6 separate regions of the Mus musculus genome follow, and regions 1, 2, 3, 4 and 6 are each linked to region 5. The links are chromatin loops, found by intact Hi-C in ENCODE. Cell type or tissue: gastrocnemius. All regions are shown on one strand. Region 1 overlaps Pskh1 (protein serine kinase H1). Region 2 overlaps Ranbp10 (RAN binding protein 10). Region 3 overlaps Dus2 (dihydrouridine synthase 2). Region 4 overlaps Ranbp10 (RAN binding protein 10). Region 5 overlaps Gfod2 (glucose-fructose oxidoreductase domain containing 2). Region 6 overlaps Tsnaxip1 (translin-associated factor X (Tsnax) interacting protein 1).

Region 1 (4,000 bases), 220 kb after region 5:
GAGCTCACAGCTGCCTGTAACTCCTGTTCCATCTCTCCTCCATTGGATGGCACCTGTATCTATGTGGTACATATTCATGTACTCGGGTACACACGCGTATACCTGAAAAAGGGAAAAGGGGCAGGTATATGGATCTCTGTAAGTTACAGGCTAGCCTGGTCTCCATGTTGAGTTCTAGGCTAGGCAGGGCTCTATACAAAGAGACCATGTTTCAAAAACAAAACAACAAAAACAAACAAAAAGCTCCCTAGGATAGATTAGGGGTCTGGTAAGGGGCCGTCTTTTATAGCCAGCCTTTGGGTGTAGAACACTTAAGTTCCCTGCCTAGGGTAGATGACAGGTCCTTTTCCTCTGCCAGACTCCACCAGGCATCAAGCATCGCTTGCTCAGGGACCTGAGTCAGCACTCAGGGAAGGAGGTTCAGAATGCTGCAGGCACGAGAGGAGAGGTGCTGCCTGTCTAGACAGTGCACAGGTGCTGGGTGGATCCTGATTCTGTGGTGTGGCACCATCCCCATGGGAGGGCGGTGCTGCGTCTGCTCACACTAATGCTTGGCCTTGCTTTCTAGCCCTGGCCTAGTGTATCTAATCTGGCCAAGGACTTCATTGACCGCCTGCTGACCGTGGACCCTGGAGCCCGGATGACTGCACTGCAGGCCCTAAGACACCCATGGGTAGTAAGCATGGCAGCCTCTTCATCCATGAAGAATCTGCACCGATCCATCTCCCAGAATCTCCTCAAGCGGGCTTCCTCTCGTTGCCAGAGCACCAAGTCTTCCCAGTCCACGCGTTCCAGCCGCTCCACTCGTTCCAACAAGTCACGCCGTGTTCGGGAGCGCGAACTGCGGGAGCTTAACCTGCGCTATCAACAGCAGTATAACGGCTGAGCCACCAGCTATGACATGGACACACTAGTGTCTCATCTGGACACTTTCTGCCATGTCACCTGGGCCTAATACCTTCTCTATAGCTAGACCTCATGCCCAGCAGTATGTAGGGTATGTCTGGACCCAGCTCCTCTCTGTACCTTTAGTAGCCCCTACCTCCTATCACAGGCCTGGCCTGTTAGGATGGAATGGTGGCAGGACTGAGTCTCCACTGATCTCTTTAATTTTTGCCACTTTCTTGGACCAAGCGGGGCTACTGTGTTGGGTAGAAGGGTCCTATGGCTCAGGACTCTTTACCCATTCCTTTTATAACCCCCTTCCCTCCACAGAGCTTTGTCTAGCTCCCACATCCTCTGCCATGCCAATCCTTAAGATTATGCTCCAGTGGGAGGTCTGGCTTGTGCCGTAGCTAACTCGCCTCATTAGTCCTTTAGTCCTTTAGCTCCAGTTAGTCTCCAGCAACCCTCTCTCCCCCAGCCAAGATCTGTCTGTCTTCATGGTGCCACCGGGGACACCTTCTAGTCCCCAGACTTGCCAGGACCTCTGGCTGTAGAGACTGTGGCATGGCCCTTGACCTCAGGCTCCAGCCTCTCTATGAGAGGAATCCTGTCTGTCACCCTCCGTGCCTTTGCAGAGCCCACTGTCGCCTGTCTCTCCACCAGGAGGACGCCATTTCATTCCCCAGCTGCCTCCTTCCCAACAGTGAGGGGTTAAGGGAGCTCCGTGCTGCTACCTGGGGGTGGATGTGCCTGAGGAAGGTCCTCCTCAGAACCTCCTCATCAACCTTTGTTCTGTCCTTTGCTGTACTGCCCTTTGCTGCTTCCTTCTGGAGCTGCCTGGCCCTCCTTTATAGCTCCATTGCGCCACCTCGTGTCTGGTCTGGGTATAGGTGGCCAGGGGAGGGGGTGGTGACGGATGCACAACCTTGCAAACCCACAGCCCTCTAAACGGACTAGGAAAGAAAGGCGTTGCTGAATTGGGGGAGAGTCCTGGGCTGCTCAACTCCTCTTCTGCTCAGTTTCTCCAAACCTCACCCTGGAACTTAGCCGTACTGTGTTACCTGCCTCTGAACCCTGGGTGCCTTGGGTGCTGACCTTGCTGTAAGAGCTGGCCTTGCCCTATTTGCCCTGTGCCCGTTTCTTTTCATAGCATTAACTTTCCAGGCTGGCCCCACCGAGTCTCAGGCTGGGAGGTAGGGTAGGGTTACAGGGGCAGCTTTCCCAAGGGACTGAGCCACAACAGTCCCTATAGCTGTCGTGGGCTCTCTACCACTGTTAGGCTGGAATGCAACCTCCCTCCATCTGTAGCTGCTCTCAGTGGGTAGGAAGGGGCCAGGCAGAGCCTAGCTTGGGCCTTGGCTAGATTAAGAGCCTGTCAGCAGGAAGAGTCTAGCTCCACTCAGCTCCTCTCAGGAGGCAGCCTTGGGCGAGGCGCTCTTTTCTACATATGCCACCTCCACTGGGAAACTAAACCAAAGAGACCACTCTGTGCCAAGTCAACTGTGCCTTCTATATGCTCTCTTCACACACCCCTCCCCCTGGGTAGGAGGCAGTGGAGAGCCAAAGCCTCAGAGTTCCCCCACCTACCAGTTCCCCAGGAATCCCTGGGGGTGTGAACCAATGGGGATTTATTTTTTCTCTTGCCCAAAGTAGGTCTGGTTGTGAGGATAAGACAGAGGGAGTTTAGTGTCCGGGCCTTTGATAGGTCCACCAGGCCTTCATGCCATGGACCATGGATGGAGACTGCAGTTATTTATTTGTGTACTCTGTAAATGTATCTTCTGTATCCAATAAACAGGCTGCCCTCCCTCAGGGAAGGCTGCCATTTTTTCTGACCACGCTGACTGTGCCATGGGACTAGTGGATTGTTCAAAAAGGAAGAGTAAGGGCCACTCTCTGGGCTGATTATTGCAGGAAGATCCTGACTCCTCAGCTGGTGCTGTACCAGAAGACAAAGTCCAAGTCAAGGGTAGAGCCCTCAGGAGCCTCACCTTCCCACTAAGCCATGATGAAAGACGAGGGTACCCAAGAGAAACTGAGACGAGTATGTTTATTAGATTGAGATGGGGAACGGATCTGTGGACAGTTTAGTTGTAGGCCATGACTTGGTTGATCCAGGTACTGAACTTGCTGACCCGAGTGTACATGGCCGGTGCTTGTATGTTGCAGTTCTTAGTGCCCCAGGAGACAATCCCAATAAGCACCCAGGTGTTTCCCTTCTGGCAGACAAGAGGGCCTCCTGAGTCACCCTGAAAGGGAAGAAAAGGGGAGAAGTCAGCATGGCAGTTTGGGGACGTGTCCCACTGGACAGTGCGGAGGACAGGGTGCTTACCTGACATGAGGAGGCGCCTGAGCCACCTGCACATATCATGGCATCGGTAATGCGTGCACCCCAGTACTGCCGACACTGATTCACAGTGACCAGGGGTAGAACAACTTGCTGCAGGCGAGCTGGTGTCACATTGCCTGTGGGCCAGGAGAGGTGGTTAGGCTGGCCCATGGTGCTCTTCTGGTCTCCCCTCATTACCCAGGTTCTTACCCACACCACTGATTCGGCCCCAGCCAGTGGTGACACAGGTGAGCCCCGAAGGCAGTGCCTCGTTTGTGGAAGCCAGGCAGACTGGTGAGACTTGTGCTGTGTACCGGGCTGGCGAGGCAAGCTTCAGGAGAGTCAGGTCATTGTTCATGGTGTTGGCGTTCCAGTTAGGGTGTGTGATGGCCTGTGGAGCCAGTCAGTAGTCATGTAAAGCTGGAGTGGGCACAGGTGCCCAGGCCTGTGCTGAGGCGGGTAGGTCAGGGCATGCCTGGATGCCCTGCAGTCCATTTTCCCTTTCTACATGCACAGCTAGTACTTACCCTTGCGATCGAGAGGACCTGCACAGGTTCAGCATTGGAAGATCGGTCATATTCTCCCAAAACGACAAAGTGGCGTCCAGGCCTGCAAGGATAATGGGAATGGGCAGCTGCTAAGTGGTTTCAGAGCGGGCATCCAAGGGAGGGGGATACACTCACGTGACTTGGCAGTGGGCAGCCGTGACCACCCAGTTCGGACTGATGAGAGAACCACCGCAGAAGTGGAAGCCGGTGTTATCCTAGGGTCAAAAGTTAGATACAT
Region 2 (4,000 bases), 56 kb after region 5:
TGGGTAGCCAGGCAGTCCTTACTTCTTTAGTTTGTGATGTTCTGCACCCAGTCTGCACCTAGCCACAGACCCTCAGAGGAAGGGATTGGGGGAGAGGGACTCTGAGTCATCCGCCAACTTGGCCCTTGCTCTGCAAGGAGCTGCCATCTGTGCCTCCTAGGGAAAGTGAGCTAGGAAATGCTGCTACCTCAGGACTGGACAAACCCAACCCGGCCAGGTCCTCCTTTTGCACACCAGGGTCAGGTCCAGCTCTTTGCTAAGTTGCTTCCAGGAACTGCTCCTCACTCCAGATTCCTGGAAATGGGCTAGTGGAATTGGGGGTGCATACAGGTCTCCTCTGGCAGCAGGACTGGACTAATTACTGGCTCCAGCAGCTTGATTTTGGCCCTCCCCACAGCTTGTGGAACAAAGGCTTATGTCCCCAAAGTGAGCTGTCCAACTAGGACAGAAAGCCTCTCTGGAGAGGAACAGAGTAAACAACTTGGACTCAGCTGAAACAGTGAGATAAGGCACAGAATTAAATGGGGAGGTGGCCATGGGTACTGAGTGTGAGCCAGGTGGACATACAATCCCGTGCAGCACACAGCAGTCCCAAGCCGTCCAAGGCCCTCTCAGCCACTCCGCAATCCACGTCTCAGCACCCATCCCTACCCGTCACACCACGAAAGGTGCCAGCTGCTCAGGCACTGCTGAACTCACGCCAACCTAACCCCTTACAAAGCTCATTTGCCATTTTGCTTTAGGTCACGACAGGACTTGTCTAACCCACAGGAGTAGTTAGTCCTGGTTCTGCCACTATTTGCTGTGTGGCTTTGGTCAAATCACTTAATTTCCTGGACCTGTTTCTTTCACTGTAAAAGGAGAGGACTGGTGGAGAGGTTCTCTAAGTTCCACTGCTCTGCAAATGCCTCTGGTTTTCATTTCCAAATGTAAGGCCCATCCATTGTTAACAGCCTGATATTTCCAACCTGAGCTTGGAGCTTGGGTGTCCCAGCCTTGGACAGGATGAAATTTCCTTTACATAGGACAAGACCTCCTGAGGAGCTGTAAACTAAGGCCCTGACAGGAACCAGGAAAACATAGTAGCCTGTAGGATTAGACCCTAAAGCAAAATTTTGGAGGATCTCAGTCAAGGCCCTACTTCCTCACTGACAGATGGTCTAATTCAATTTTGTCCAGCTGTGGGCCTTGTGAGGACTGGTGGGCACAGAACATCTCGAGCTCTGCCATTGATTTCTGTGTCCACCAGCAGAACAAAAGCTTCCCCTGCCCAGATGCACTTGGAGACTGGAAACTCACTTGTGGCTTTGCCACAGTTGACCCTAATCTTTGCAGAGGTTGCCTAGGCTTTTCACTCACCCTGTGAAGCAGGTAAAATCCTGGCCCTCCTAGGTGTCCTCTGTATAGACCCTCCTCTTCCTTGGTAGACAGTCCCCTCCACAGATGGCCTACTCATGTCCTGGCAGCATCTCAGCCCTGGGATAGTGGGTTTTGTTGTTGCTGTTGTCCCGCCAGCTGTGAGGATCCTGTGAAACAGCTGGTGGGACATATGTAAGGCCCATGGAGTCCCCCCTTCCTAAGAGTCGCTGGGGCCACGCTGTAGGGAGCAGCCTTCCTTAAGCTGTAGGGAAATCCGGATCAGGAAGTCAAGGGTTCCATCCACTCTGGGACCAGTGATCCAAGAATCAGTCTCCATGAGGTACCAACTTCTCCACAGAAAGCATCAATCCCATCAGGGTTGGGCAGTGATGGTGAAGACTCTGGCAGGAAGAAAAGAGCCCTGTCCTTAAGGGCCTCTGTCTTGGGAATGGCTTCCTCTTGGCAGCCTGGCACACAGCAGCTCTTGGGATGAAGGCAGGTAGTTTCCAGGCAATCAACTGAGAGTAATGAATTATTTGGCCATCTTAACAAGGGAAGGCAGGCATTGAGATGGGAGAGAGGGGCAAGGCAGGCAGTGAGAGGCAGGGTAGAGTGGTAGACAGCATGCTGGCTACGGACCCTGTGTTCCCTTGCTTTGCTGTGTGCCCCTGGCCCACCTCACTTCCCTGAATCCCTGAACCTGCAGTTCTTTTGTTTACCTATAGGGGGCCTAGAGACCCACACCTCTTGGGATGCTGCAAAACAGCTTAGTCTGACCTTGCCCACCAAACAGCCTTCCCCAAAACCCATATTTCCTGGGCAGCAGCTGAACCTGAGGCTCAACAAAAGGGGAGCCTAAAATAAACAAATCACTTGATTGAAGTGACAAGAGATGATTCTTTTTTAATGAGTTGGACTCAAATAAAAACACATGGTGTCTGGACAGCCTCACCCAAGAGGTGCTGGACCACTAGTGCTACGATAAATACTGTGACTTTTTTTTTAATATATATTTATATATATATATATATATAATCTCATTTGTTTGTTTTTTTACTTATGAAAATAATAAGCTATCATCAACCTGGATAGGCTTCATTACTAAGTTAGCAGACACCAGCTCAGCACAAACTCTCCCGAGATAAACACTGGTGGCTCAGTCAGGAGGAAAAAAAAGTTAAAAAAAAAAAACACAAGATCAAAAACAAAAAAAAACCAACCTCTCCTCAAAACAAAATCTCCTTTAAAGGAGAAGCTACCACATGAGTAACCAGCCAATACTGAGTCACAGGTCGCTGCACGTGGAAGGGGACAGGGAGGAGAGGACAAGGGAGGGAGGGAGGAAGGGAAGGAGAAAAGGAGGATGGACCGGCCAGGTAGGAAGAGTGAACTCTGCCCATGGCTTCCAGGTCTCTGTACCAGATGCCTACGGAGGACAGGGCTGCTCCAGCCCTAGGGCTGAAGGAGGGCCAGCCAGAGCCAGCCAGGAAGGTCTGCTAGTGCAAGTAGTCATCGACTCTGGCAAAGGAGCAAGATCCCAGGCCTGCTCGGGCCATGAGCCGTAGACATTCAGATGCCTGGCCCAGGGCGAGCATCAAAGGAGGCTGCTTTGGCAGGTTCTGAGACTCTGTGGAAGAGATAACAAGGTATGGTCAGTACCTAGCCAAGGACTTGGGCACAGGTCAAAATTCCTAACGATGGAGGGTGGAGTTAAAACTATGGGCAGGACTCTGGGAAGAGTGTCAATGTTTGAGTGTCCTAGCCACCAGGCCACCAGGCTGTGGGCCTGCTTTCATGATGGGAAAACCTGAGGACCTTGGCCTCCTCTAGAGCAAGGAAGCTGACCTGGTACGTGGCATGTGGCATTGAACTAGCAGCCAATGACCTCAGCTGGGCAAAGGGAGGCTGGGGTTGGGATTAGTCCTAAAAGCCCAGGAGCCTCTGAAGGGTCTACGGCGACATTCACACCCATGGTTAGCTTTTACCTTTATTAGATGCACTCACCTAAAATGGCGCTGTTGAGAGCAGCACACACGGGCTCTCTCTGGATGGGATCAAGCTGATGACCTACTGGGCAGCTCCAGGGGTCTGAGTATGCTAGTAGGCTAAAGGCATCCTAAAGGACAGAGCACCCGTGAGGGGAATATAGCACACTATACACAGTTCTATAGCCTCAGAGGACAGAACACGGCATGGGACCCAGTAGAGCTCAGTATCCCTGGGCTATACAGCGAGACACCCCACATTCCACTGCAGACATGACTAGAGCCCATTCTGGCCTACTCCTACTACCCTTAGATGTTCCCAGAGCCCGGCATCAAATGGGGACAGCGCTGTGCGAGCCTGCTTATCCTGTACCTGCAGCATCTCCGTGTGGGCCAAGTTCTTGCCGTACTCCCGGCCCAGCTGCTCGCTCAATGCCTGCAGCTCTCGGCCAAACAGGATGATCCTTTCTGTGGCAGCCTGGTTGCCCCCGCAGAGCTGCCTCCGTGGATGCCCGTCGTCTGCACACAGAGGCCAGCAGAAAACACGTTAGAGGGCAAATGAAGAGGGAAGGACAACAAGGACCCCATTAAGCTACAGCTTCTGAAAGGCAGGCAAGCTAGGAGAGCAGGTGGAGAAGCCTACATCTACCTGGAAT
Region 3 (4,000 bases), 310 kb after region 5:
CTATATTAAAGGCAGGTCTATTGGAAAGCTGTTCTCCCTTGTTCACTGGGCCCAAGGACCAAGGCTTGGGAAGTCACCATGTGGAAAGAGGAGGTGGGAGAGGGAGGGAGAAAGAGAGAAGGGGACATGCGTGCAGAGAGAAAAGAGGAGAAGCCCTGTTTTATCAAGACAATGTGTTATTGTAACTCAGACTGTCCCCAAACTGTATACATGTCTAAGGCTAGCCTTGAAATCTAGATCTTCCTGACTCCAGCCCTCAAGTGCTGCGAGGTCTGCAATTACAGGTATCTGCCATCAGGTATGTGGCTGTTCCAAAAATCTAAGGCCGAGGGCAGAAGAGATGTTTCTGAATGGAGGCTACAGAAGCTCACATCCTTGTTGTAGAGAATTGTGACAGGAATTGGTTGTAAGCAGGTCCATAAGCCTTCCCCATGTTAGAATATGCCTGGGTAGGGAGGAACATGTCTCCTGGGCTCAGGTGTTGTGGCGCCTGACATTAATAATCTGCCTCTTCAGGTTCCTGGGGTGCTCATGTTAGCTGTAGATTTTCTTGGTGGGCACCCACCCACCTTTACCTTCTAGAAAAGTCCTTGGGTTTGGAAGGGAAATGGGTAAAGGAACAGTAAAGAACCTCGGATGTCTCAGAGCCTGAGGCATGGGGACAGAAAGACCAAATCCTAGGAAATATGTAGACCAGGGTGGCCCAGACCCCAGATGTACCTGTCTCCACCTTCCCGAGTGTAGGGATTAAAGGCTGCACTACCATGGCCAGCAGACAATGGTTTCCCTTTCTTTGCTTATGGACAACCCTACATGATCCAGCAGAACAGTAGAGAGACGTCGCACGTCTTCACCAGGGCAGCCCCTTTTTGCCAACCAGGTTCAGAGGATGATGGATTCCAGGGCAGCCCCCAGCTTACCTGCTGTTCTACTGCAAGCCTGTCCAGTTGTGTCCTTCCAGGGTCACTTCTAAGCTCACAGTGAGTGGTGTCCTCTCCCTTGGACTTGTGCTTTCTGTTCTGTCTTCATCGATGGATGGTCGTCAGCTCCATGTCCCATCTCCCTAGTTTTGTTCCTTTAGTGGAAATGAGACTTGACCCATGGAGTGCTGGCACCTTGTCCCTGCCGTGCCCACCTGCAGGTTTCATGTACCAGAGCAGGCGGTGGGCAGGGCTTCTGCTCCTTAGAGTCATCAGCTCACCTGGGCTTGAGCCTGTTCTGGGCCCAGCTTCTCAGTGTTGCAGTGATGCCACCATTTGTATATGTGCTGATCTTCTTTAGACCCTCGTTCTTCCCGAGAACCCAGAGAGCCAGAACACGGGCAGTTTTCACTGAGAGAGATGCGGGAGGGATGGCCTCCACGGTACAGCGCTTGACCTAAGTCATCTGCACTAATGAGGCTTATGGAAGCTGTGCAGCGGGAGGAGTCTGCCTGCCGGGTTCCAGTGTCAGCTTATTCTGTGGGGATCCTTGGGGTGGTCCAAGCCGTTTAGAAACTAGGGGCCCAGGGTTTATGTGGTCATTTTAGTATGGCCTCCCTTTCCCACTTTCCCACTCTTTCTTCCTCTCTTCCCATTCTTTCTTCCCTCCTCTTTCTTGTCTTGAGATAGGGTGGCTGAGGCTAAGCTAGCTCCAGACTTACTATATGGCTGAGAATGTCTTCGACCCTCTGACTCCATCTCCCAAGTGCTGGTATTGTGGTATTGTATTAGTCAGGCTTCTTCAGAGGAGCAGAACTGTGAGTGTGTGTGTGTGTGTGTGTGTGTGTGTGTGTGTGTGTGTGTGTGTTATGGAGTGACTTCCAGGTTGAGCGTCTGAACTGAGATTCTTGTACTTAGCGGTCAGACACTTTACAAGTTGGGCCATTTACCCAGCCTCCACACCCAGTTTTTGTTTTTTTGTTTTTTGGGGTTTTGCTTTTTGTTGTTGTTTGTTTTGTTTTAATATGGGTGTCGGCGACTGAATTGGGTCATCGAGCTTGCACATCAAGCATTTTACTGGATGAGCTATTGCTCCAACTTGAAAAGCATGTTTTACCAGTAAATGTGACTAATTCTTTCTGGGTTCCTATAAATAATAATAAGGGTTCTGCTCAAATTTGGAGTGGAAATTCCACATACTTTAGCCCTGTTTGATGTGCTCTATGCTGAGAGAGTTGGTAAAGGAACAAAGATGTTTTTGCTAGAGGTGTCAGTCCTAAGTCTCACACCCAGCCCCAGCTCTGAGGACCACAGGGAGAAAAGCAGGTGCCTCTCTTGCTTGGCTTGGGACCAGAGTCTGAATATTGGGCATGGTACAGTGTGGTTACAGTGCCCCCTGGTGGAGTCAGAGTTGCTCTACAGGCCAGCATCAATCCAAACTGCCTGGATGTTCTTTCTAGGTGAATCACATGGTTGATCTGTGAGATTACAGAATCAAGTCAGTTTACCCACCTTGTACAGAGGTATTCCAATAGTCCAAACTGTAAGGAGACACATGACTTATTTTCTTTGTGTATGTATTGGCTTTTTGAGGCAGGGTCTTATAATATTGTAGCTGTGTTAGGCTTGCAACTTACTGTGTTGGCCAAGTTGGCCCAGATTCCCAGGGATCTGCCTGCCTGTTTCCTGATGCTGGGATTAACGGCAAATGTCACCACATCTGATAAGATTAGTTTTTCATTTTTATTTTATATATAATGGGTGTTTCCCCTGTCCGTCTATCAGTTGTGTGACACTATTCCTGAGGAGATGTGAGCAGATGTCTCTCAGTCTAGATATGGAACCAACAACAGATCAAGAAGTCCAGCTTGGGGAGCCAGAGCTTTATTGAGGTTATTTATAGGAATAGGGGTCAGGGGTTACTTATAAAAGTAGAAATGACCCAAAAAAGCAAGGCCCGCTCAAGCATGGCTGAAAACTCACAAAAGCTGGAGACTTGGAGCGCACTGCACAGCCTGCAGGGAAGCTCATCATGCTGGAGGGAGCACATTCCAGTCAGCTCAGCTGCTCTTCGTTTCTTCTAAGCAGTTCTGTAGGTTTCTACTTTCAGGGTGCTTCTTCCTGGCTGCTGGATCTGAGCCTCTTCCAAGTGGTTGAGCTGGTCTGAGAGTGTTTCTCAGTGGTCCATACTGCATATGTATGTGTATATATACACATACACACACACATACACATACATATATATGTATATATGTGTGTGTGTGTGTGTATATATATATATATTATATGATATATATGTTCCATTGTGTATCTGTAGCCCATTGCCTATTCGTCTATTCATCAGTGCACATTGGGTTGCTTCTGTCTCTCTCTCTCCCCTCCCCCCTCTCTCTTGTTTTTTTTTTTTTTTTTCCAGCCATGGTTTCTAGTATAGTCCTGGCTGTCCTGGAACTCACTCTGTAGACCAGGCTGGCCTCGAACTCAGAAATCTGCCTGCCTCTGCCTTCCAAGTGCTGGGATTAAAGGTGTGCGCCACCAGTGTCCTGCTGCTTCTGTCTCTTAAGATTATGAAAATGCTGCAACTATCTCTTTGAGATCTTACTTTCAATTAGGATATATGCTCAGAAGTGAGGTTTCTGCCTTTCCCCTGCCCCTGATACTGAGTGTTGAATCTAAGGCCTCACACACGTAGGCAGGATACCTCTCCAGCTTTTTTTTTTTTTTTTTTTTAGAATTATTTATTTATTTTATGTGAGTACAATGTCACAGTCTTCAGACACACCAGAAGAAGAGGGCATCAGATTCCATTACAGGTGGTTGTGAGCCACCATGTGGTTGCTGGGAATTGAACTCAGGATCTCTGGAAGAGCAGTCAGTGCTCTTAACCACTGAGCCATCTCTCCAGCCCCCTATCCAGCTTTTTTAAAGAAAAATTGGCCTGGTGTGATGACTCAGTGGGTAGAGGTACTTTCTGCTAAGCCAGACTGAGTTCCATCTCTGAGTCTCACGTGGTAGAAGAATTGAATGGGCTCTCAAGTTTTTGATATCCACATGTGCACCACACACACACACACACACAC
Region 4 (4,000 bases), 73 kb after region 5:
AGCCCTCCCGGCTGTCCTCCTTCACTGTCTAACCTGCACCAGCCCAGCTTCTCTTCTCACTAGTGTGCCCATCCCTCTAGCCTGCTGGACCTCTGTTCCCATTCCTCATGCCCACCACTTCAGAGTTACCCTCGGGATACCTGCCTTTCTCCACTGCATCCTTCCATTTCTCTCTGGAGTTTTATTTGTAACTCTGTCAACATTGCTGCATGTTAACCATGAACAGGCCAGAGATCTGTCCCTATCTGACTCCTTCCTGTTTACTTTCTGTCTGACAGCCCTCCCTGTTACCTTCAGTATCCCACCTCTCAGAAGAACTGGCCATAGTCTGGGTCAGGTTATAAGTGTTCAAACCCTAATCACTGATTACTACAGTCAGAGCCCCCAAACTTCTCCATCAAGTGCAACAGACAAGACAAGATCATGACCAGAATATTCCTGCACCCCCAGTAACCACCCTGGGCTTATACAATAAATGCTGCTGAAGGGACAGGTTAATAACAGGCATTCCCTGTGCCTTCCATTCACCTGAAAGGGTCCGAATAGCTAGAAATGCCTGTAGTTCCCCAGAGAGAGCTGTGCAGAGGCTCCATGATACGACTTTGACTTCTTGAAGGCCTGCCTGCCCTCTCAAGGTCTCTTATGCACCTACCAAGGCTGTGGCCATTCTTGGTGTAGAAGCAGGTGCCATTGATGAGGTTGACACAACAGCCGATCACATCCCCTGTGGTGAATGTGGGACCATAAGGCTGGCCTGTCCCAGAGGAGCAGAAGGAATGCCCATCATCGCCATGGTAACCATAGGAATGCTTGTCCCAACCTGTGGGGAAGAGAGCGGCAATAGCTGACAATAAGAACTTGATAGAAGGCTCTGAAGTCTCAGTTATACTTCCCACATTCTCGCCCCCTTAGCCAGCACTCAGGAGTGTGGTCTTCCCACTCAGCTGCCTATCTTGCTGAGTTACACACATATTTTGATAGTGAGCACACCAAATCATCACCTCTGAGGAGCTGAGGTGGGGCTGGATGGGACTCACTGGAAGAAGTAGGCTAGAAGTGAGAAGATCTATACCGACGAGCTGTTACAATGTTTTTGCTTTTCAGACAGGATCTCTAGAGGCCACAACAGTCTCAAACTCAGTATGGTACTAAGGCTGGCCAGAACTTCTGATCCTCCTGCATCTCCCAAGTCATAGGATTCTAGCTTCGCCAGTGACGTGTATGTGTTTTAACTGGGGAATACTGTATTGTTTTCTTTTTGATGGTACTAGAGATCAAACCAAGGCTCTTGGGAATGCTAGGCAGGCACTCCACCACTCAGCTGTATTAATTCTTGTTACATTTTATTTTAAGATAAAGTCTAAACTGCCTAGGCTGGCTTCAACCTCTTTATTTGTTTGGGGTTTTGTTTTGTTTTGTTTTGTTTTGGTTTGGTTTGGTTTTGGTTTTTCGAGACAGGGTTTCTCTGTGTAGCCCTGGCTGTCCTGGAACTCACTTTGTAGACCAGGCTGGCCTTGAACTCAGAAATCCACCTGCCTCTGCCTCCCCAGTGCTGGGATCAAAGGTGTGGGCCACCACTGCCTGGCATCCTTTGTACTTTTTTTCTTTTTGTGTGATGGAGAGTCAATGTAGTGTCACTTGTACTAAGCATATTATACTACTGACTATATTCCCAGCTCCTTATCCATTTTAGCAGTACAATTAAAAATAACTTTAACAAATGTGTGTGTGCGCGCGCGCACACACACACACACACACACACACACACACACACACAGAGAGGATTGTGTTACCACAAGGACAACAGAATGCTGCCAAGTGTGGTGGTCTATGCCTTTAATACCAGCAGACAGTAAGTGGGGTGAGGCTACACAGTGAAACACTATCTCAAACAACAACAACAACAACAACAACAAAATCAGGACACTGAAGAGATGACTCCGTGGTTGAGAGCACTTAGTGCTCTTTGCAGAGGACCTAAGTTTGGTTCCCAGCACCCACCAAGCAGCTCACAATTGCCGTAACTCAATTCCAGCACACTGATTTCCTCTTCTGGCCTATCTGGGCTGCACACACATGAACATGTAGGCAAACATTCATATACATAAAATACAAATAAATAAAATATTTAAAAAACCCAGAATGTGTTTTTCCTTAGGAATAGCAGCTGTAACAACAGGACGGTTCATAGCTAGCATGAGACCTTCCTTTCTGGAAAGGACAGGTGCTGCCCCCTTGGCCACTGCAAAACTAATAAAGCCTACTCCGAGGAGCTTGCAAAGGGGGGAATGGAACAGAGAAGACATAACATGTAAGTAAACAAGTAAGCAAGATATACCTGGAAGAGAGCAGAGACATAGTTCAGCGGTTAAGAGCACTGGCTGCTCTTCCAGAGCCTGGGTTCAATTTCTAGTACCCACATGGCAGCTCACAACCATTTGTGTAATTTCAGTTCCAGGAGATTCATTGCCCTCTTCTGGGCTCCATGGGTACTGCATGCATGTGGTGCATAGGCACCATATATCCAGGCAAACACTAATATACTTTTGAGCAGAGTTCTACTTGCCAAGAGGACCAGGGGGACAGACATTTGGGTGAAGGGAATACAATCAGCCCACCTGAGAAACAACTTTCCACAGGTAACTATAAGAATAGCAGCTCTCAAAGTTCCTTTCAGCCACTGTTCTAACCTCTTAGAGAAAGTCAGTTTAGGAGCCTAAAGCTAATAAGCAGAGCGCAGAGGCAAGAGTCCTGAGGAAAATATAGGTACTTGAGACCTGGAACCTGTTTGCCTTTCCAGAGATGAGCAGAACAAGCTGGTTAAAGAGAGGTTCTCTTCCTTAATGCAATCAAAGTTTTCTGACTAAAGGAACCATATTTAAGCATCCTTCTGTCCATACTACTGAATATGTGGTTCATGCAGGTACACAAGGAATGTTTATTAGGACGGAAGACATAGCTCGGTGATAAGAGTGCCTGCCTAGTATACAGAGACTGACAATGAAGTTGCTTCTCACTTTGAAAAGAGACTACAGCCAGGTGGTAGATATGCCTCTGCTCTAACAACAGCTTCCCTCCTGCGGTTCTCTATTCCTCACCAATAAACAAGGCAGAGGATGTGGTGTCCCCAGACGTTTGAGAGCCATCTATGGTGCTGACTTCCCTCTCCCTATGTAGGGGGCCAATACCCATGCCTGAGTAAGCCCCTCCTACCCAGCACCCTCTCCTTAAGAACGGTGCATTCTTCCCCACTTGTGCCCTTATGCTAACAGCATGCACACTCCCCTTTCTCTGGGTGAGCCTGGTAAAGTTTGTTATGTATCTGCTAATGAGATTTGCCATTCCCACTGCAAGACCACAGACATGAATGAAGGTCGGTGGCAGACTGCTTGCCTCGCATACTTGAAACCCTCTGGGTTTGATGCCCAGCCCTGCAAAACAAAACAAAACCAGGACTAGAGCCAGATGCTTCAAAGGACGTAGGGGTCATGAGAGGACAGGTGGGCACTATTGTCTGGGTCGGACTCTACAGGGAATCACATCCAGGTAGCTGTGATTCAGAAAGAAGGCTGGGCTGTATAAATGGGGACAACACTCTTACAGGATGTTGTCACCATTCCTCCTTCTCCAAAGAAATCAGGTATTGCTACTCTCAGAGAACTGATCACACTGGCACTCTATCAGAAAAGCCAAATGGCAAGGTGCCTGCCACAATCAAGTACCTACCAGATGCCACAAACACAAAGGCAAGGCAAGGCAAGGCAAGGCAAGGCAAGGCAAGCTACATTCAGCCCAGGAGGCTCTATGTGTCCAGTTTAGGAACCCCAGTACCACCCACTTCCCCTGACTCACCATCAAAATAGGAAGACCCAACACCTAAGTACAGGCTGGGCTAGGGAAATGGCTCATTGTCTTGGCATCCCCACATACTATGCAGAGTGAGAGACTCTGTGGGGAATGCCAGGACTCCAGCATGATGGTGCTGGGAGCCCACCCATGG
Region 5 (4,000 bases):
ATCTATGAACCAAGGGACTCTTGTCTGTTGTAGCATGCATGACTCAAGCGTACCAACATTTCTTCTTTCGGTTCTCCAGGGCTGGAGCGGCAGGGATCTAGTACCACGAAGACAGTTCATATTTATGCTTAGAGAACAATTCCTGAGGCCCAGTCCTGTACTTAGCATGGTGCATAATGGGTGTGGTCTGCTTTCCTAGCATCTTTCCAATGCAGCCAATGGGACAAGCATTGCTATGGTTAGATGCTCATGGAGGGGCATGGATGAGACTGGGAGTGCCATTTACCCTAGGGAGAAGCAATACCTAGAGAAGCTTTGTTCCTGGAGAGCCTTTCTGGCCTGAGGTCACCCAGGGACAGAACAGTCTGGGTATGGAAGAGGCCCACAGGAGGGCTGCTTAGTGTAGTGGAAGCAGAGAACACGGCTAGGAGGGACTCAGGCTGCACAAGCATGAAGGAGTGTGAACAAGCGGGAGTCCTATGATAAACTACTGTAGCCTAAGAGACTTAAGTGGGAGGAAGGAGCCAAGCTCTACTGTAGCCTAGACTGAGGATAAAATGTTATCTCTTTATGCTGAGAGCCACATCTTAGTTGCCTTGCAAAAGAGCATCACAATAATCGCCTTGCCCTCACACGTCTTGCTGCCTATCTGCTTCTGTACATGCACTGTGTTTAAAACGTGAAGAAAACAGTTTCTTGCTAGAAGTCTGTAACCATGCAGACTATCAATCACAAAGCCCCACCAATCAGGAGAATGGCCAAAGGTGACACTGTACATCCAGCCAATATTGAGTGCCTGAGACAAGATATCCGGGGATGACCGAGGTAAGACAGCTGAGTTCTCTGTCACTCGAGTGCAGATTGGTGGTGTCTTGGGGGTCTGCTTCTCTCATAGTCTGACATTGTTGAGAGATTGCTTATGAAGCAAAGAACAAGGAGTGAGCTGTTGGTGAGAGGTCGGAAGCGGGTATCATGACTTTGTGAGTAGAAAGCCTAGATTTACTTGGAGGTCAAAGACCTTTTTTCAAGTGGAAATTTTTTAAAATTATCATTTATTATATGTAAGTACACTATAGCTGTATTCAGACACACCAAAAGAGGGCATCAGATCTCATTACAGATGGTTGTGAGCCACCATGTGGTTGGTGGGAATTGAACTCAGGACTTCTGGAAGAGCAGTCAGTGCTCTTAACCGCTGAGCCTTCTTTCCAGTCCTTTTTTAAAAAAAATTTTATTTATTTTCATTTCATGTGTATTGTTTTTTTGCCAACACATAGGTCTGTGTGATGGTGTAGGATCCCCAGAACTGGAGTTATAGTCAGTTGTGAGCTGCCATGTAGGTGCTGGGAATTGAACCCAGGACCTCTGGAAGAACAGCTGGTGCTCTTAACCACTGAACCATCTCTCAGCCACCCCAACCCCCTTCCGGAGGTTGAAGACTTAACAGGCATTTTGGAAATTCTCATCTGGCTGGGATCTATCAAAGGGCTAACTCAGAAGAAACTTCTACCTAAAAGCTGCTGCCTTCTTCCAGTAGGGGGCGCTGCAGGACAAGTCTAGAACTAGTTTGGCTCACTCGCTCAGGGACTCTCACCATCTGGGCCATAAAGGCTCAGCTCACCTCATTCTTAGTGACTGCAAGTTCTTGTTCCAGGGAGGTGGGAAGTTGTCAGGGGTCTAGATCTAGACTCTGAGAGGTGCCCTCAAAGTCCCTGTGTCTTCATAATAGTAGTCCCGCCCCATGTCTACTTACCCCCTCTTCCAGCACTGGGAGGCGATCTCTGAGCACGAACATCTCTAAAACCTACCCAACATTTCCAAGTCAGCAAAAAACACTTTTCACAGGTACAGCTTTGGTCTTCCTGGACATCCTCAACTTAGGCGGGATCTTGGCATATTAATTAAATATACAAGGGCAGCTGGAGCTGAGCTGAGTGGGCTAGAAATGGCCAGTCTTGTTAGCTTCCTGAGGGTGGGCACTGTGCAGCGCCTTCGTCGTTCAAGCCAGGCTGAATCTTGCTGCAGAAAGTCAATGAATGCCTAGGTTTCTGAGAGAAGATTCCCCAGGGTTGGAATAAGGGCACCTTAAGGTTAGGAGCTAAAGTCCCGACCTAGTAACTTTGCCTCTGCTTCCCCTGGTCAGAGACAATAGGCATAGATTTTGTTTTCCTTTGAGACATGTTCTTGCTACGTAGACCAGGCTGGCCTTAAACATGGTTTACTCTGGAGAGCCAGCCCAGCAACAACATTCCAACCTTACTTTGCCTCACAGAGACGATGTTTGAAATCAGGGCAGCACGGGGACATAGGTCCGATGGTTTCTATAAGTTGGGCCAAGAGGAAGAGGAAGAGGAAGGCCTCCCTAGGCCTTTTTGGCAAGGAGCCCAGACAAGGGGGAAATCTGAAGAAAGAACAGGCTTCATTGAGACATCATAATCCAGCAGATGACAAGGGGAACAAAAGGGGCCGAATCCTCCACCTTCAAGTCCCCACCCAGCTCCGACCTGTCCCAGTTAATAAGCACAGCTGGTGGCTTGCTGGCTGACTCAAGTAGTGCCAGTTAAACCTGTTCCAAAGGGTGGCACAGGCCCCTTCCTCCTTAAGCTCCTCCCGAGGGCTCTCCTGGAGCCAGCCACACCACAGCTTCCATAACAGAACCGCGGGGCTGGAGATGGCTCAGCAGTTAAAGGTTCAGTTCCCAGCACCCACTTCTTGCACTGGGAAATCTGATGCCATCTTCTGGCCTCTGTGGGCACCTGCACTCATGAGCTCACACAAACATAGATACACATACAGACACATAAATATATAATAAATCTTTAAAAAATAAAAAGAGCAAGGTGTGGTGGCACATGCCTTTAATCCCAGCACTTGGGAGACAGAGGCAGGTGGATTTCTGAGTTCGAGGCCAGCCTGGTCTACAGAGTGAGTTCCAGGACAGCCAGGGCTACACAGAGAAACCCTGTCCCAAACAAACAAACAGACAGACAGACAGACAGAGAGACAGACAGACAGATAAAATAAAAAGAACCTCTCATGACATCCAGGCTAGGGGTCCCCAGGCTCTCATCCTGTCTTCTCGGAATGGCAGGTTTGGCAGCAGCCTAACAGGGAGCCTCATATCCTCTCTGCTGCAGATATTTGGAGAGCGTTTGGGAGCCATATTCTCATAGCTGCTCTGGAGCTCGAGCTCGTGAAGAAGGGAGAACAACAACAGATCTACAGCCATAAACAAGCCTTCCATTATTAAAGAAATCCAACCCCAAACAAACGACCACACACCATGATGTCAGTTCTTTTCTGACTTATTTACTGACATTTCTCAGATGTTCTACAGTTCCCCTTTGTCTTCTCTCTGCCAAGTTGCCCCCCCCCCCCAGAGTTATGTATAACACAGAAACCTCCTTTTCTCTTGGAAGGGCTTGCAAGGGGGCTGAAAAGATCAGATCGAATGGGAGGGTGGGGGAAGATCCCTAAGGGATGACCTGTCACCGCCTTCTCCAGTCCTGAGATGCCCTGGTCCACAACAGGCAAGGTTTCTTGCCATCTACCCTAAGGACTCAACCAAGCTAGTTCCTGTTGGGTTTTCTCATCCTGTGAGACCACAACTCAGCCTGAAGAGCCCATATTGATCTTCATTGGCCCTGCTCACTGGCAGAACCACAAGGGGTCAGGCTACAGCTCTATCCTGCACACACTGCTAGCCTAAGCTATGACAGCAGGTGCGTCATAGCTAGGGGTCCCCAGGCAAGTCTGAGGAATCAATGATGGATGGATGGGTGTTTTCCTTGGCCACCTTCAGTTGGCTCCTAACCCTGGCCCAAGCTGATTTATTTAAAAAACGACACCGTGTCTCTGCTACAGCCAATCCCAGGTCCCAGTGCCCTCCCTGGAGCCTCTGGCCCTTGGGAGGAAGCGCGCATGCGCAGGTTCACAGGTTGTTCCGCTGAAGTGTTTCACTTAGATTCTGGTTGGCATCTGGCTCCTCTGCCAGCATCTC
Region 6 (4,000 bases), 120 kb after region 5:
GAAGGTCATTCAATACTAGGAAATTCTCCTGAGCACACATTGCCTGCAGCCATTTATAACACCGAGTTTTCACCACCATTGAGATATAAATGTAAATATTTTGCATTCCTCCTTGAGGTTTGGTGTTAAATCACTTTTTAAAAAATAGGAGTCTAGGTTGTGTGGTGATGGCGCACGCCTTTGAACCCAGCACTTGGGAGGCAGAGGCAGGCAGATTTCTGAGTTCGAGGCCAGCCTGGTCTACAGAGTTACAGAGTGAGTTCCAAGACAGCCAGGACTATACAGAGAAACCCTCTCTTGAAAAACCAAAAAAAAAAAAAAAAAAAAAAAAGGAGTCAAGGGGGCTGGAGAGATGGCTCAGTGGTTAAGAGCACTGACTGCTCTTCCAGAGGTCCTGAGTTCAATTCCCAGCAACCCCATGGTGGTTCACAACCATCTGTCATGAGATCTGATGCCCTCTTCTGGTGTGTCTGAAGACAGCTACAGTGTACTCATAAAATAAATGTTTAAATAAATAAATAAATAAATAAAAATGGGAGCCTAGATGGGCAGTAGTGGCACATGGCACTTGGAAGGCAGGGGCACGAGAATCTCTGAATTCAAGGCCGGCTTGGTCTCATAGAGAAACATGTCTTGAACACACACACATACACACACACACACACACACACACACACGCCTGAGAGATAAGTCAGCAGGTTAAGGATTGCCTGGTTCCCTTAATCTGATCCCCAGATCCCACATGGTAGAAGGACAAAAGTCATACCAACAAGTTGTCCTTTAATCTCCCCTGGACCCTATGGCTCACACATTAATACTCACAGAAAGAAAAGAAGGAAGAAAGAGAGGAAAAAGAAAACTTGGGGCTTGAGGAGGCTGCAGAGATGACTCAGCAGGTAAGCTCTTTCAGAAGACCTGAGTTTGACTCCCAGTGTCCACATCAGGTGGTTCACAACCACCTGTAATTCCAGCTACAGGGAGATCTGACATCTCTTGTGTCTGTGGACACCTGCACTCATGTACACACACAGATAACAAAAAATTAAGCCAGGCAGTGGTGGCGCATGCCTTTGATCCCAGCACTAGGGAGGCAGAGGCAGGTGGATTTCTGAGTTCAAGGCCAGCCTGGTCTACAGACAGAGTGAGTTCCAGTCAGGGATACAAAGAGAAACCCTGTCTCGAAAAACAATAAATAAATAAATAAATAAATAAATAAAATATTAGAGTCTAGAGAGATGGCTCAGTGATTAAGAGCACTGCCTGGCTGCTCTTCTAGAAAATCTGAGTGAGATTCCCAACACCCACAACTCTCTCAACTTCGGTTCCAAGAGATGCAATGTTCTCTTCTGCCCTCCTGGGGAAATACTCATACAAATAAAATAATAAAAATAAAATTTTAAATGAGAAAAGTAGTTAGGGGCTAGGGAGATGGCTCAGCGGTTAAGAACGCTGACTGTTCTTCCAAAGGTCTTAAGTTCAATTCCTAGCAACCACATGGTAATGGGCATCTGATGCCCTCTTCTGGTGTGTCAAAAGACAGTGACTGTGTGCTCACATACATAAAATAAATAAATCGTTAAAAGAAAAGTAGTTAGAAATTAAAAATAAACCAATAAGTACCTGTTTTAGGGTTTTACTGCTGTGAACAGACACCATGACCAAGGCAAGTTTTTTTTCTTGCTTCAAGTTTATTTGTAAAAACAGCATAGGACACTGATTATCTGCAAATAGTGTGTAGGTAGGTGTGTCACAGCAATCCATCTATCTTCACATTGGCAGGAGCCTTTTCTAAGGCAACTCTTATAAAGTACAACATATATTTGGGGCTGGCCTACAGGTTCAAAGGTTCAATCCATTATCAAGGTGGGAGCATGGCAGCATCATGGAAGGTATGGTACAGGCCGAGCTGAGAGTTCTACTTCTTCATCTGAAGGCTGATAGCGGAAGACTGACTTCCAGGCATTGAGGCATAGCTGTTTCTGCTGGTAATTCCAGTGCTCAGAAAGCAAAGGGAGGGAGATGGATACCAGGTTAACCCGGTCTCTGATTTTCAAGGTAGACTAGGATACTTAGTGAGAACCATGTCAAAATCAAGTTAAATAAATGAATGATTTTTTTTTGAAACAGTAATAGTGACTGATCTTGAGAAAAGAGTATTAAGAACCCAATGAGCAGGTTAAGTACTACATCTTGTTGCTCTCCAATATGTGACTTTTAAAAACAACAACAACAACAACAACAATCAGTATTGGAGACCCAACCTGAATCGCATGCCTATTAGGCAAGTCCTCTGCCATTGAGGTATATGCCCAGCTCCTCTAGTTTGTTTGATTTGAGAGAGGAGTTCACTGTGTACCCATTTGGCTTGGAACTCACTATGTGCAGCATGCTGGCCACAAAGAAAAATATACCTGTCTCTGACTCCCAAGTGCTGGGATTTAAGGTTTGCACCTAGCCCAACTCCCTTTCTGCCTTCTATCAACAGAAGATGTTAGCAAGGTACCCAGGGTGGCCTGAAACTTGCAATCCTCCTACCTCAGCCTCCTACGCAGCCAGGATTACAGGACTACTAGTCCATGACAGTCACAAACACATACACGTCAGGTGACACCTGTCCTTCTCTATAAGTTGCTTGTCCACGTTTGTGCGATGTTAAGTGGCACTAGAAGACTAGGGTTTGGGGTCTCACTGCCCCATTTGAGGGGCCTGAGGAATTCTGCAGAACAGAGTGTCCCAACTGGGTTCACATGTTTGAGTAATACTAGTCTTACTTTTTATTTGTTTTTTATTTTCTTTAGGTTTTTGGAAACAAGGTTTCTCCTTGTAGCTCTGGTTGTCCTGGAATTCTCTCTGTAGACCAAGCTGGCCTAGAACTCAGAGATCTACCTGCCTCTGCATCCAGAGTGCTGGGATTAAAGGCGTGTGCCACTAGCACCTGGCTCTAGTCTCACTTTTTTTTCTTTGAAAGATTTATTTAAGCTGGGCATGGTGGCTCACGCCTTTAATCCCAGCACTCGGGAGGCAGAGGCAGGTGAATTTCTCAGTTCGAGGCCAGCCTGGTCTACAAAGTGAGTTCCAGGACAGCCAAGGCTACACAGAGAAACCCCTGTCTCGAAAAACCAAAAAAAAAAAAAAAAAGTTTTATTATTTTAAATAAGTACACTGTAGCTGTCTTCAGACACACCAGAATAGGGCATCAGATCTCATAACAGGTGGCTGTGAGACACCATGTTGTTGTTGAACTCAGGACCTTTGGAAGAGCAGTCAGTGCTCTTACCTGCTGAGCCATCTTGCCAGCCTTAGTCTCTTTTTATTTTGGTTTTTCGAGACAGGGTTTCTCTGTGTAGCCCTGGCTGTCCTGACACTCACTTTGTAGACCATGCTGGCCTTGAATCCAGAAATCCGCCTGCCTCTGCCTCCCAAGTGCTGGGATTAAAGGCGTGTGCCACCACCGCCCGGCTTCACTTTTTTTTCACTTTTTTTTATAAGCAAAGAAACTGAGGTACAGCAACATACTTAAAGTCACTAGCAAGCAATACCAATGACCACACATGTACACAAGTCTATCAATAACAGCATACCCTTGCCCCACAGGTCACTGAATTACCTCTTTTGTTTCTTCCATTTGGGTCACACTGGCCATATGTATGTAGCCCTCTCTGTTGTTCCTTGAATGCCTTTCTACCTTGAGTAAGCCCTTTCCCAAGAAGCTTGACTTTCAAGTCTGAGATCTCTTCAGGATCTATTTTTCTGCTATCATAATTAATACCTGTACAAGCCCAGGCAGTGGTACTTGGGAGGCAGAGGCAGGTGGATTTCTGAGTTCAAGGCCAGCCTGGTCTACAGGGTGAGTTCCAGGACAGCCAGAGCTATACAGAGAAAAGAGGGCATTGTTTAATGGCTTGAAAGAGTCTGGGGGCCTGGTACCTGGGGTTGTCTTGAAAAAACAAACAAAACCAAAAACAAACAAAACCAAAAACAAACAAAAATTAGCACCCGC

What was found. Peaks named below come from ENCODE experiments on the same cell type or tissue, not always from the same donor. Only the 100,000 strongest peaks of a DNase experiment are listed, where the experiment ranks them.
Region 1: a loop joins it to region 5, with 9 times the contacts of the local background. A loop is called at or near these places in 27 of 42 quality-filtered maps.
Region 2: a loop joins it to region 5, with 2.1 times the contacts of the local background. A loop is called at or near these places in 22 of 42 quality-filtered maps.
Region 3: it touches region 5 in a loop (4-fold over the local background); 18 of 42 quality-filtered maps call a loop at or near these places.
Region 4: a loop joins it to region 5, with 5 times the contacts of the local background. A loop is called at or near these places in 24 of 42 quality-filtered maps.
Region 6: it touches region 5 in a loop (5-fold over the local background); 12 of 42 quality-filtered maps call a loop at or near these places.

The regions. Positions count from the first base shown.
Region 1 is chr8:105,929,083-105,933,082 of GRCm38, forward strand. Pskh1 (protein serine kinase H1) reads left to right here. Exons shown (of 3, transcript NM_173432.2): 3 at 569-2,720. The coding sequence ends at 886. It overlaps Ctrl (chymotrypsin-like), which reads right to left. Exons shown (of 7, transcript NM_023182.2): 3 at 3,898-3,977; 4 at 3,742-3,823; 5 at 3,425-3,605; 6 at 3,218-3,351; 7 at 2,912-3,134. The coding sequence ends at 2,973. Among named protein-coding and RNA genes, the nearest start is that of Ctrl, 2.8 kb to the right of the region's middle. In gastrocnemius, no CTCF peak of the experiment used is centred here; a DNase peak (open chromatin) is centred at 1,758; H3K27ac peaks cover 247 bases.
Region 2 is chr8:105,768,732-105,772,731 of GRCm38, forward strand. It overlaps Ranbp10 (RAN binding protein 10), which reads right to left. Exons shown (of 14, transcript NM_145824.5): 12 at 3,718-3,863; 13 at 3,364-3,475; 14 at 1-2,986. The coding sequence ends at 2,856. Among named protein-coding and RNA genes, the nearest start is that of Gfod2, 12 kb to the left of the region's middle. In gastrocnemius, a CTCF peak has its summit at 2,082; DNase peaks (open chromatin) are centred at 197, 660 and 2,000; H3K27ac peaks cover 1,349 bases.
Region 3 is chr8:106,020,393-106,024,392 of GRCm38, forward strand. The region is part of intron 2 of Dus2 (dihydrouridine synthase 2); the gene reads left to right. Among named protein-coding and RNA genes, the nearest start is that of Ddx28, 11 kb to the left of the region's middle. In gastrocnemius, no CTCF peak of the experiment used is centred here; a DNase peak (open chromatin) is centred at 2,290.
Region 4 is chr8:105,785,975-105,789,974 of GRCm38, forward strand. Ranbp10 (RAN binding protein 10) reads right to left here. Exons shown (of 14, transcript NM_145824.5): 4 at 653-820. Among named protein-coding and RNA genes, the nearest start is that of Gfod2, 29 kb to the left of the region's middle. In gastrocnemius, a CTCF peak has its summit at 2,479 (motif pointing left); DNase peaks (open chromatin) are centred at 2,476 and 3,700.
Region 5 is chr8:105,712,821-105,716,820 of GRCm38, forward strand. It overlaps Gfod2 (glucose-fructose oxidoreductase domain containing 2), which reads right to left. Exons shown (of 3, transcript NM_027469.5): 3 at 1,224-4,000. The coding sequence ends at 3,932. Among named protein-coding and RNA genes, the nearest start is that of 4933405L10Rik, 6.5 kb to the left of the region's middle. In gastrocnemius, a CTCF peak has its summit at 1,537 (motif pointing right); a DNase peak (open chromatin) is centred at 1,547; H3K27ac peaks cover 1,226 bases.
Region 6 is chr8:105,828,881-105,832,880 of GRCm38, forward strand. All of the region lies in intron 1 of Tsnaxip1 (translin-associated factor X (Tsnax) interacting protein 1), which reads left to right. It also overlaps a transcript of Ranbp10 not described here. Among named protein-coding and RNA genes, the nearest start is that of Tsnaxip1, 3.1 kb to the left of the region's middle. In gastrocnemius, a CTCF peak has its summit at 1,527 (motif pointing left); no DNase peak of the experiment used is centred here.